Linked DNA regions of Homo sapiens: region 2 is linked to region 1. A link is a loop called in an ENCODE intact Hi-C map of the cell type or tissue named here. Cell type or tissue: Caco-2. All regions are shown on one strand.

Evidence for each region. Peaks named below come from ENCODE experiments on the same cell type or tissue, not always from the same donor. Only the 100,000 strongest peaks of a DNase experiment are listed, where the experiment ranks them.
Region 2: a loop joins it to region 1, with 20 times the contacts of the local background. A loop is called at or near these places in 5 of 110 quality-filtered maps.

What each region holds. Positions count from the first base shown.
Region 1 is chr7:156,155,054-156,160,053 of GRCh38, forward strand. It overlaps LOC105375602 (a long non-coding RNA gene), which reads left to right. Exons shown (of 3, transcript XR_928249.4): 3 at 3,048-3,114. Among named protein-coding and RNA genes, the nearest start is that of SHH, 350 kb to the left of the region's middle. In Caco-2, no CTCF peak of the experiment used is centred here; a DNase peak (open chromatin) is centred at 1,948.
Region 2 is chr7:155,794,470-155,799,469 of GRCh38, forward strand. No RefSeq gene overlaps it. Among named protein-coding and RNA genes, the nearest start is that of SHH, 15 kb to the right of the region's middle. RefSeq lists an enhancer at 4,452-4,531. In Caco-2, a CTCF peak has its summit at 2,657 (motif pointing right); a DNase peak (open chromatin) is centred at 2,631.

The DNA.
Region 1 (5,000 bases):
CGGGTGTAGACGTAGAACAAGTGGGGACGTCACAGGTGTGGACACAATGCGGGTGTAGACGTAGAACAAGTGGGGACGTCACAGGTGTGGACGTGGTGCGGGTGTAGACGTAGAACAAGTGGGGACGTCACAGGTGTGGACACAATGCGGGTGTAGACGTAGAACAAGTGGGGACGTCACAGGTGTGGACGTGGTGCGGGTGTAGACGTAGAACAAGTGGGGACGTCACAGGTGTGGACGTGGTGCGGGTGTAGACGTAGAACAAGTGGGGACGTCACAGGTGTGGACGTGGTGCGGGTGTAGACGTAGAACAAGTGGGGACGTCACAGGTGTGGACGTGGTGCGGGTGTAGACGTAGAACAAGTGGGGACGTCACAGGTGTGGACGTGGTGCGGGTGTAGACGTAGAACAAGTGGGGACGTCACAGGTGTGGACGTGGTGCGGGTGTAGACGTAGAACAAGTGGGGACGTCACAGGTGTGGACGTGGTGCGGGTGTAGACGTAGAACAAGTGGGGACGTCACAGGTGTGGACGTGGTGCGGGTGTAGACGTAGAACAAGTGGGGACGTCACAGGTGTGGACGTGGTGCGGGTGTAGACGTAGAAAAAAAAAAAAAAAAAAAAAAAAAAAAAAAAAAAAAAAAAGTGGTGCGGGTGTAGACATAGAACAAGTGGGGACGTCACAGGTGTGGACGTGGTGCGGGTGTAGACGTAGAACAAGTGGGGACGTCACAGGTGTGGACGTGGTGCGGGTGTAGACGTAGAACAAGTGGGGACGTCACAGGTGTGGACGTGGTGCGGGTGTAGACGTAGAACAAGTGGGGACGTCACAGGTGTGGACACAATGCGGGTGTAGACATAGAACAAGTGGGGACGTCACAGGTGTGGACGTGGTGCGGGTGTAGACGTAGAACAAGTGGGGATGTCACAGGTGTGGACACGGTGCAGGTGTAGGCGTAGGACAAGTGAGAACCTCACAGGTGTGGGTATAGACATAGTCCAGGTGTGGACACAGTGCAGATGTAGACATGGCGCAGGTGTAGACCCAGTACAGGTGTCAACACAATGCAAGTATAGACCGTACAGGGTGGCCACAGTGTGGTGTGAATGCAGTGCATTCTGGACACAGGGCAGGTGTAGACACAGTGTAGGTTTTGGCACCATGCAGGTTGAACATAGTACAGGTGTGGACACGGTCAGGTGCAGACACAATGCATGTGTGTAGTTGCAGGGCTGGATTACGTGGGACTGACCTGGGCGTGTTCCCAGGCCCCTGGCTGTGATATGTGTGTGCTGTGGAGACAGAGAGAGGTTGTTTCCACACTCCTTCCTTCTATGTCTCCATGGCCTTCACCTTCCAGGGGCAGCCATGCCGAAGCTGGTTAAATGGAGGTGTGGGGACGAGAAACATCTGAGTCTGCTGTTGCCTGTGGCCTGAGAATGGCTGAGAGATGAACAATGGTCCTGAGATCTGAGCTGGGCCGTGAGGAGGAGGGTGAATTGCTTGGATTAGGATGCAGATGAGTGCCGGGCAGAGAGCCAGACAGGAGCTAGACACAGAGAGGCCCGTAGATTGCCATTTGTGGATGTCTCTGATTGATTAAACAGAGGGGAAATCAACTGATTTCTTGAGAGCAGAAACTATAATGGATGCTTTAATTTGGGCTCACTGCAAAGCAATTTGCTCCCAAGCTCCAGGCTGGTTGTGGCCACCCTGGGGTGCACGGCTCGCCTCTGTCTCCTCTCTCCTCCCAGGTGGGCTCCTGGCTGGGGATCCAATGCTCTCTCGCTGCCCCCCACTGCCCAGCTCTGCTGCCAACTCACTCCTTCTTCCCAGGCCCCCTCCACCTGGAGTTGTCCTGATTCCACTCCCCTCCCCCGCCTATGCCTCAGGGATCTTGCCTCTGCCAGGGCTGGGCTGACGAATTCATTTGGTCACTTACTGGCAGATCACGGCCTAATGAGCTCCCCCTTCCGGCCCCACGGGATATTTTCATTTCCTCGGAGGATTTGCAGGGCCTTAGCCCAGAGGCTAAGGCATAACGTGGCCTGCAACCCACCTCCCACTCCAGAGATGAGCCCCTGGCCACATCTCGGTGCCACTGGTTCACTGGCCCATAGTGATACAGAGGTGGGCGCTAGGGAGGAGTGGGGACAATGCCAAGAGGAGCAGGGGAGTGCGTGTTCCCTTAGATAGGTGAGCAATGATTACGTGGCAATGAATGACCACCCTGGCACCTCCAGCCGCCCGGCGAGCACTGCTGGCATCCCGTGTGGGACCTGGATGCTACCAGCACGCAGAAGGGGAAAGCCAGGCAGGTGCGGCTGGGGCAGGAGAAGAGCACAGAAAGGAAGATGTTACCTGAGGAACCGGGCTCTGCTGCAAGCCGGGCAGGAGTGTGAGCAAAGACGGAAGGGGAGAGCGGGATGGAGGGAGACCACCGGGCACAGTCAAAGGCATCGCTGTGCAAGGAGGCAGCCTCTGGAGAGCCGGATGCCACAGGGTGTCCTGGGGGAGGTCTGGAGGCTGTGGTGGGGCCCTTGGGAAGAGCACCTGTGTACTCAGGTGAGCAAATGCCCGTGGGGACGGCTTGTGGGGCAACCTCCAAGTACAGCTACCCCTTCCTCTGTCTCAGGAGGAGACGGTGAGCAGCAAGTTCTCAGCTGGTTGACTTCCAGGACTCACTGTTCTCTGCATCACCTGAGAAATTCCTGAGCAAGCTGGCGACCCAGGGCTCTGGCATTTGGAATGAGGGACTGGTGGAGGCCAGGGCAGCAGAGTTTACTGAGATGACAGGCAAATGGCTTGTGCAAGGGTGGAGGTGCCGAGGGGGGGAGGTGAAGGTGGCCTGCCTCTTTGGAAGTGTATTATGGTTGGAGGGGCTCATTGTGTGTGACAGGAGATGGGAGATCTCGCAAAATGGCAGAAGAGCCTCATGAGGCACTCAACTCCTGCCCCACCCGGCAGAGACGAGGGAGCTGGGCTCTAGGTCAGGTCACCAAGCATGGGTTCTTGGGCAAAACCACTTTGTTTCTATCTGTCTGCAGTACCTGAGGACAAGATTAGAGGCAGAAACAGCGTGATCCAAGAGCATGTTCTCTTGAGGCATTTCCCGCTTCAGGAACCCTGAGTTATCCACGACAAGGGAAGATGGGATTTTCTATAGAAGAAAAATACATTTTTTTTTTTTGCAAAATCCACAGCAATAGTAGGTGTCACACGTGTCTACATATCTCTGCATTATTCTGGTGGCCACAGTGCTGACTGGGTGCAGCCACTGCTTCCCTCTCTAGATGTGCGTCTCCAACAAGAACACAATGCCACCTGGAGATGCCTGGCCTCGCAGGCAGAGTCCCCAGTGGGTATCCCTGATGACACAGGGGGACCCCTCCAGGGCCAGCCCATGTTGTCGTTGCTGGTCCATGGAGGTCTCTATATTCATGTCTGTGTTTCTGAGATTGTCAGGAGACAGGAGAGTGTGGGCAGAAATGCCAGGAGTGAGAGCCTAGTCCCGACCCAGACGCAGCCTCCATCCTGGCCTGCAGCCTTCTGTCTTCTCGCCTCGGGCCCCAGACAGTAGGAATTCGTTTGCACCTTTGTTTATCTGTTCACCTATTCTTTCAAACACACAATGTGTTCAGCGTTTCCTATGTGCAATGCCATCATTAATCATTAGATCATTAATTGTTTCTGCCCTGGGGAGGCTTTAATGGACTATACGTTGGGGTATTGGAGCCCTGGACTGGCAAGGACAGTGGCCTTGACGTGTTGGGGGGAATGTTCCTCACGATCATTTCTGTGTGTTAGTGTAGGGGGAGCAAATGTCAGGATGGGGCATAAAATACCTGTGTCATTGTCTAAGGCTGAGTGTCAGGTGAGGCGGAGCCAGGCCTCGGCCCGGCCTCCCTAGATCCCCTCATCTTTCCAGGCCCCCAGCGTGCAGGAGCACCCCTCTCCAAGCTGACTGTGTCCAGTTGCTTTTCCAATCACCGAGTCGGCTTCTATTTGATCACCAGATAAGAATGGGATTAGTACGATTTGGGCTGTTTGAATGATTTTGAACAACCCCAAACAACAACAACCCTGCATGTGGCTTTGAAATAAGCCTTGAATATCATCAGGTGACTGCTGATTACCTGTAGCAACCGCTTATTAACATTGGAAAAGCAAGCCCTCTAGATGCTATCAGCGAGCCTACCGAGGGGATCAGCTGGCTGCCTCACCCTGCCCTTGGCTGGGGTGCTCAGGAGAGATGGCGGGCCCCTGGGAGGACGGAACTCAGGCGCTGCCTGGTTCCGACAGGCAGGTTCTCCAGGAGGCTACAGCTCTTCTTCCCAGGTGTGTGGGCCAAGCGGCCACTCCTGCAGCATGGGGATGGATCATTTGGTTAGACTCTCTGGGGAAGCGGAGCAGGCTGCCTGTGCATGTGCACACGTATGCGAGCATGTGTCTCCCCGAGAACACCAGGCCCACCAGCTATGGCTTCTCCCTCCTTCCACCTTTCTTTGTGACCTTGGGCACTCTTTGATGGCAGATAATTTCCTCTTCCAGTGCGGAATGCCCTGATGTTAAACTATTAGCTAATATCCTGGGCACCCATTCACACATCTGCTGGGCTGAGTTGCGTGGGGAGGCTCAGAGCTGAGGATGTGGGAAGCACCTGAAGCAAGAGCAGACAGGCTGGGGGGACAATGAGGCCCATGGGCCGAGGGGGCATGCCAACACCTGTATGGACATACAGCCCTGGGTGACCCCAGACCATGCATTTCTGTGTTTTCTAAGTGAAAAAAAAAAAAAAAAAAGCCCAACTCACTCTGCAGAAAATTCGCTCTTCTCATAAGGGGCCTTCACCTCTAGGACTTAGCCACACGGTCCCTGAGGGAGACACACTGTGTGATTTGAATAGCATGGAAGGGCTGTAGAGACCCAAAGCCCACCCTGGTCCTGGCCTCGGCTCCCAGACACTCCACAAACATCTCCCAAGCCTGTTGGCCTCACTG
Region 2 (5,000 bases), 360 kb before region 1:
CCCCATCTCACAGCTGCCTCCTTGCCCTCGCCCTGGTTGGTGTTCACCAAGGCTGCCTGGGCACCTCAGCCTGGGGATGTGACGGGCGGTGGGAGAGAGAGGGGCTCAGGAGGGGGGTGGGGGCAGGACCAGAGACCCACAGTGGCCTATGATGCCTTGGATGGGATCCTACGTCTGTGCATTTTAAAATTAGTTCATCGTCTTGTGCTCTGGAAGTGTGTTCCTTACATTGAACTAGGAAAATATAGCAAATAGAACAAATCTGCCTGTATTTTTTTAAGTTACTGAAATCCGGCTGGGCACGGTGGCTCACACTTGTAATCCCAACACTTTGGGAGGCCGAGGTGGGTGGATCATCTGAGGTCAGGAGTTCGGGACCAGCCTGGCCAACATGGCGAAACCCCGTCTCTACTAAAAATACAAAAATTAGCTGGGCATGGTGGCAGGTGCCTGTAATCTCAGTTATTTGGGAGGCTGAAGCAGGAGAATTGTTTGAACCTGGGAGACAGAGGTTGCAGTGAGCTGAGATCGTGCCACTGCACTCCAGCCTGGGCAACAGAGTGAGACTCCATCTCAAACAAAAAAATAAAAATATAAATATAAATAAATAAAGTTACTGAAACCCCACCACGTGTTGGTGTGCTGCCTAATTCCAGCCAATGCTTCATCTTAGCAACAGCTGAGATCTCTGCGGGCTGCATATGATCTGTCTCTGCCTTGGACCGTTTTGATGCCTTGCCTGGGAGCTTTGTACATTCATTTATCTTTTTCCACAGTTGTAATAATTGCCTGATGATTGAAAGCTCTTTTTTTTTCCTTTTTCGTTTTTTTTTTTTTTTTTTTTTTTTTTTTGGCTGAGGTCAGTTCTCTGGGCAGCGTTCCTCCAATCCACCTCGTGGAAGTCCTGGGTACATCTCAGCCACTTCTCTTTCCTTCTCTTTTCTCTTCTCCTGGGGTCTTTCCCTCATGTATGCTCACAGCCCTCCCAGTGGAGCAAGGAAACTTCCAGTGTCTAGAACAGAGAGGGAGCTGCGACCAGAGGAGAGGTTGGCAGGGTTGGCACATTCGCTGAGGGGTCTTGGGAGGGGTGCCTGTGGCTCACCTGCCCTGGAAGGGTGGGCTGCGCCTCTGCCCCACTCTGCCTGGCTGGCCGGGTGTTCAGGGCAGGTGCTCCCCAGGGAGGGGCATCCAGGGCTGGGGCTCCCTCAGTACTCCCTTCTTTCATTCTTGATGTGGCCCTGGACACAGAGCAGGGACTCTAAAATTGCTCCCACAACCCACTAGTGGGTCCTGAAATCAATTAGTCGCCGGCTTGAATAAAGAGACGATACTGCGGTGTAGGGTAAATATTCTTGGCAAACTCTGGCTTTGGTGTGACACACGTGTGTAGGTGCTGCGGTGAGGGTGTACTCCCGGGTGTGTGTGGCCCGTCATCCCACACGGTTACTGCACACTCAGCCTGACACGGTTTCTGTACATGTTATAAGGAATCTTCCAGTAGGTTTTTATTTCTGAAACTTTTTTTGTGACAAAGGAGAAAAAGCTGAAAGAGGTGGTTTTTCAGATCCAACCTCAAGGCAGGGCATCCCTGGGGCAGCTGGTCACCACCCAGAGAATGGGGCCTTCTGTGGCGCTGGGGAGGGTCTCCTATCCCAGGACGGCCAGCCTTGGCCCGGCCCCTGGGTCCTCCTGATGCTGGCCTTGCGTTGCCGCCTGCCTGGGCTGGGACCCGGGCTCTAAGCACTTGCTAGTGATGGGGCAGCCTTTGTGTTTCACCAACCTGGATTCCAGAAGAGTGTTCCTTAGGGTCAGCAGAAACGCTCCATCTCTTCACCTGGGTTCTCATATGTCCTAGAACGCTTTCCACCCAGGATTTGACTACGAGAGGACACCACCAGTCCCTGTTTCAGAGCGAACACTGTTTCTATCCATGCACCTCTGTCCAGGGCTCGGCGCCCCTCGGCCTGGCTGTCCCATCCCCTCCTCCGCGCTCCCTGGCCTTCACCGCCTAGCACACCTGTTTATTCAGCCTGAGACCTGCTTCTGGAGCTAGAGAAGATGGGCTGGAGGGAAGGGGCTGCTGCAGTGGGTGGGTGGCCCCGGCCAAGTCTGTGCCGCTCCCTGCTCCCCGCGAGACCTTGCGCCCCCTCCGAGACCCGCTCTTCCATCTGCACAGAGGGAGTCGTGGTGACAGGACGAGGTTTCCCGTGGAACCCTCGGGACAGCTCTGGACGCTCGGGACTCGGTCGCTTTCAGGGTCAGATGTCAGAGGTGGCCTTTGCCCTCTGCCCTCAGCCAATACTTTTCCTGATTTCCAGATTTTTCAGTTTCTTTCCTCTCTTGTGCTGACGGCCGGCACCATCCCCTCACTCTCCCACGCCCCTGCCTCTGTTTTTGGCTGAGGCCTCCTGCGGGTCCCGGACTCAGGGCGGCCTCTCCGGGCCGGCCCCAGCCCCCCGAGGCTGAACTGACCCCTCTGGAGAGGAAGGCGCGTGACCCCCTGGTGCTCACCTCGCCGCCCCTCCTTGACGCTCCCGTGGGTGGAGGTGGCCTGTAGTCACCCGCCCTCGGTTTGAAGGGACTCTGACGCTTGAATCCTTAAGGGCTCACCTGGGCTGTCGGACCGCCGGCTACGGCCCCGCGGCGTTTCCCCGAGGCGACCACCAGAGGGCGCGCGGACTCCACCAGGGCAGCGCGGGGACGGCTCCCTCCAGCCACCGCTCTCTCCAGCCCCGGGCCCCAACTCCAAGGCTCCCTCCAGCCCCGGGACCCCGGCTCCCCCCAGCCCCCGACCCGGCTCCCCCCGGCCCCAGGCCCCAAGTCCACGGCTCCCTCCAGCCCTGGGACCCCAGCTCCCTCCAGCCCCGGGCCCCAAGTCCACGGCTCCCTCAGCCCCAGGCCCCAAGTCCACGGCTCCCTCCATCCCCGGGCCCCAAGTGTCGGCTCCTTCCAGCCCCGGGACCCCGGCTCCCTCCAGCCCCGGGACACTTCTGGAGAAGCAGCCAGGAGCTGGTCCAATGGCAGGTGCCACCTGCACCCAGCACCCTGCAATTCTGGGGAGAGCATGGAGGTGCAGGGAGAGGAGAGAGCCCGGACGTGGGTAGGTAAACTCCCCAAACGTCCACCCTGTGCTGCCAGTGCCTTTTACATGCAGAGGCTGTGGAGGCTGAAAGACCACCGGAGCCCTGGCTTGACCAGGGCTGGAGAGGAGGAGAGCACCGGCCTGCATCCCTCGGAAGCCGAGTTGGAACTGCAGAAGGAGCCTCCTGCTGCAGTCTGCTGGTGTTCGGTGCAGATCCAAACTGTGGATGGGCTCCTGGGCACACCCAGGGGTGGGTGGCTGCTTCTCTCGCGGGTGGTGCCCGGCGCTCTGCAGCTTGGCCCTGGGGGAACCAGGCCCAGGATAGTGCCCCAGCCGGAATCTTTGGAAGGTAGGAACCTGGACACTGGGCCGAGGCTCACTCCACTCTCCGAGGCCCCAGGCACAGGAGGGAAGATTGCGCCGTCCCCTGCCACTCACAGAGCAGTAAGAAGAACAGCTGCCATTAGAATGGCGCGCCGTGGAGTAAACACGGGCAGGCTCAACCGTGCCTTGGCTTCCTGGGCTGCGCGGAGGCTCTCATCCTCTTTCTGAAATGGCAGGGACCACATTGTCCTCTCCACAGCCCCATTCCTCTGCGGAGGCTCCTGCCCAGTGGGGCCTGCCTGCTAGGTGGGCCGCCTGGGCCATGAGAGCCGCAGAGTTCTGGCCAGAGGCCTTCAGCTGGGATTCTGAGACCTAAGCCATGGAGTGAACAGACGCTCAGGGGGTGGGGGCCTTGACGCTCCTCGCAGAGGCAGTGGGTTTGTTTTGCTGGCTTTAGGTTGCAGGGTTCTGAGGCAAATCCTTACGCTAACCTCAGATCTGGAGGAAGGAACTTTCCTTCCACTTCCCCTGGAAGCAAAGGCTTGGGCCCTGACCTGGGATGGGGGATTCCATCCAGGAATCAATTCTGTGTGGGGGAGAGTTTTTTCCTTTGATTCCTGGCATACTCTCTCTTCTACTATATCTTCAGTTTTCTGATGTTTCAACCCTCTTGTTTCAACCTCTTTGCCCCATCTGAAAACACAGCTGCCCTCATCTTGAAAACCAAAGGTAGCCGTTAAAATGCACCCTCCATACCCACTCTCATGCCTCCCTGCATGAGGACCCAGCGCTTGTTTATAGAGTGAAGTGTGAATTACAAATGTTTTGGTCTTAATTTGAGAAAATTAAGCTCAGCCAAAAAAAGAAAAGAAAGTCATCTCCAAATCCAGACTTCCTGTTTTCTAACTATGGGGTGATCTGCACAGATGAGAGAGTAACACGGTGCGGCTTCTGCTAACTGCTCTGGGGACTCCACGGGCTGTGTCTGGACCCCGCCTCTCCTGCACAGGGTGTGCCTGGCAGTTTAGCTCACACCTGATCAGCATCGAAGGGTGCTGTTGCTCTACCAGGCAGACGTGGCTGCCTCCGGGGTCTTCCTGGACTTGTTAACCTCCCGAGGCCCCTACGGCTCTCAGGGAGAAGCAGGAGTGAGTGGGCAATTCTAATTGAATTCTAATTGAGAAATATGCTGCGATGGTAGACAGGGCACTGTGTTCCAGCTCCTGCCCTCAGCCCCCAGCCCCTACCGCCAAGCTTGATTTCAATCCAAAATCCTAGAAAGAGGGTTGGCAGACTTGGGCAGAGAGCCAGAGAGTAAATACCAGGCTGTGCGGGCCAGGTGGTTTCTGTGGCTTTCCTCTGGGCTAGTGGAGAGGCTACTCCAGACAACACGTGAGTGAGTGTGGGTGTGTTTCAATAAAACTTTATGTATGGACACTGAAATTTGAGTTTCACAGAATTGTCACATGTCAGAGAATAGCAGTCTTCTTTAGATTTTTTGTTTTTAAACATTTTAAGAATGTAAACACAGTCTCAGCTCAGGGACTGTGTGAAAACAGCCCTCGGACCAGATTTGTCCCAGAGGCCAAAATTT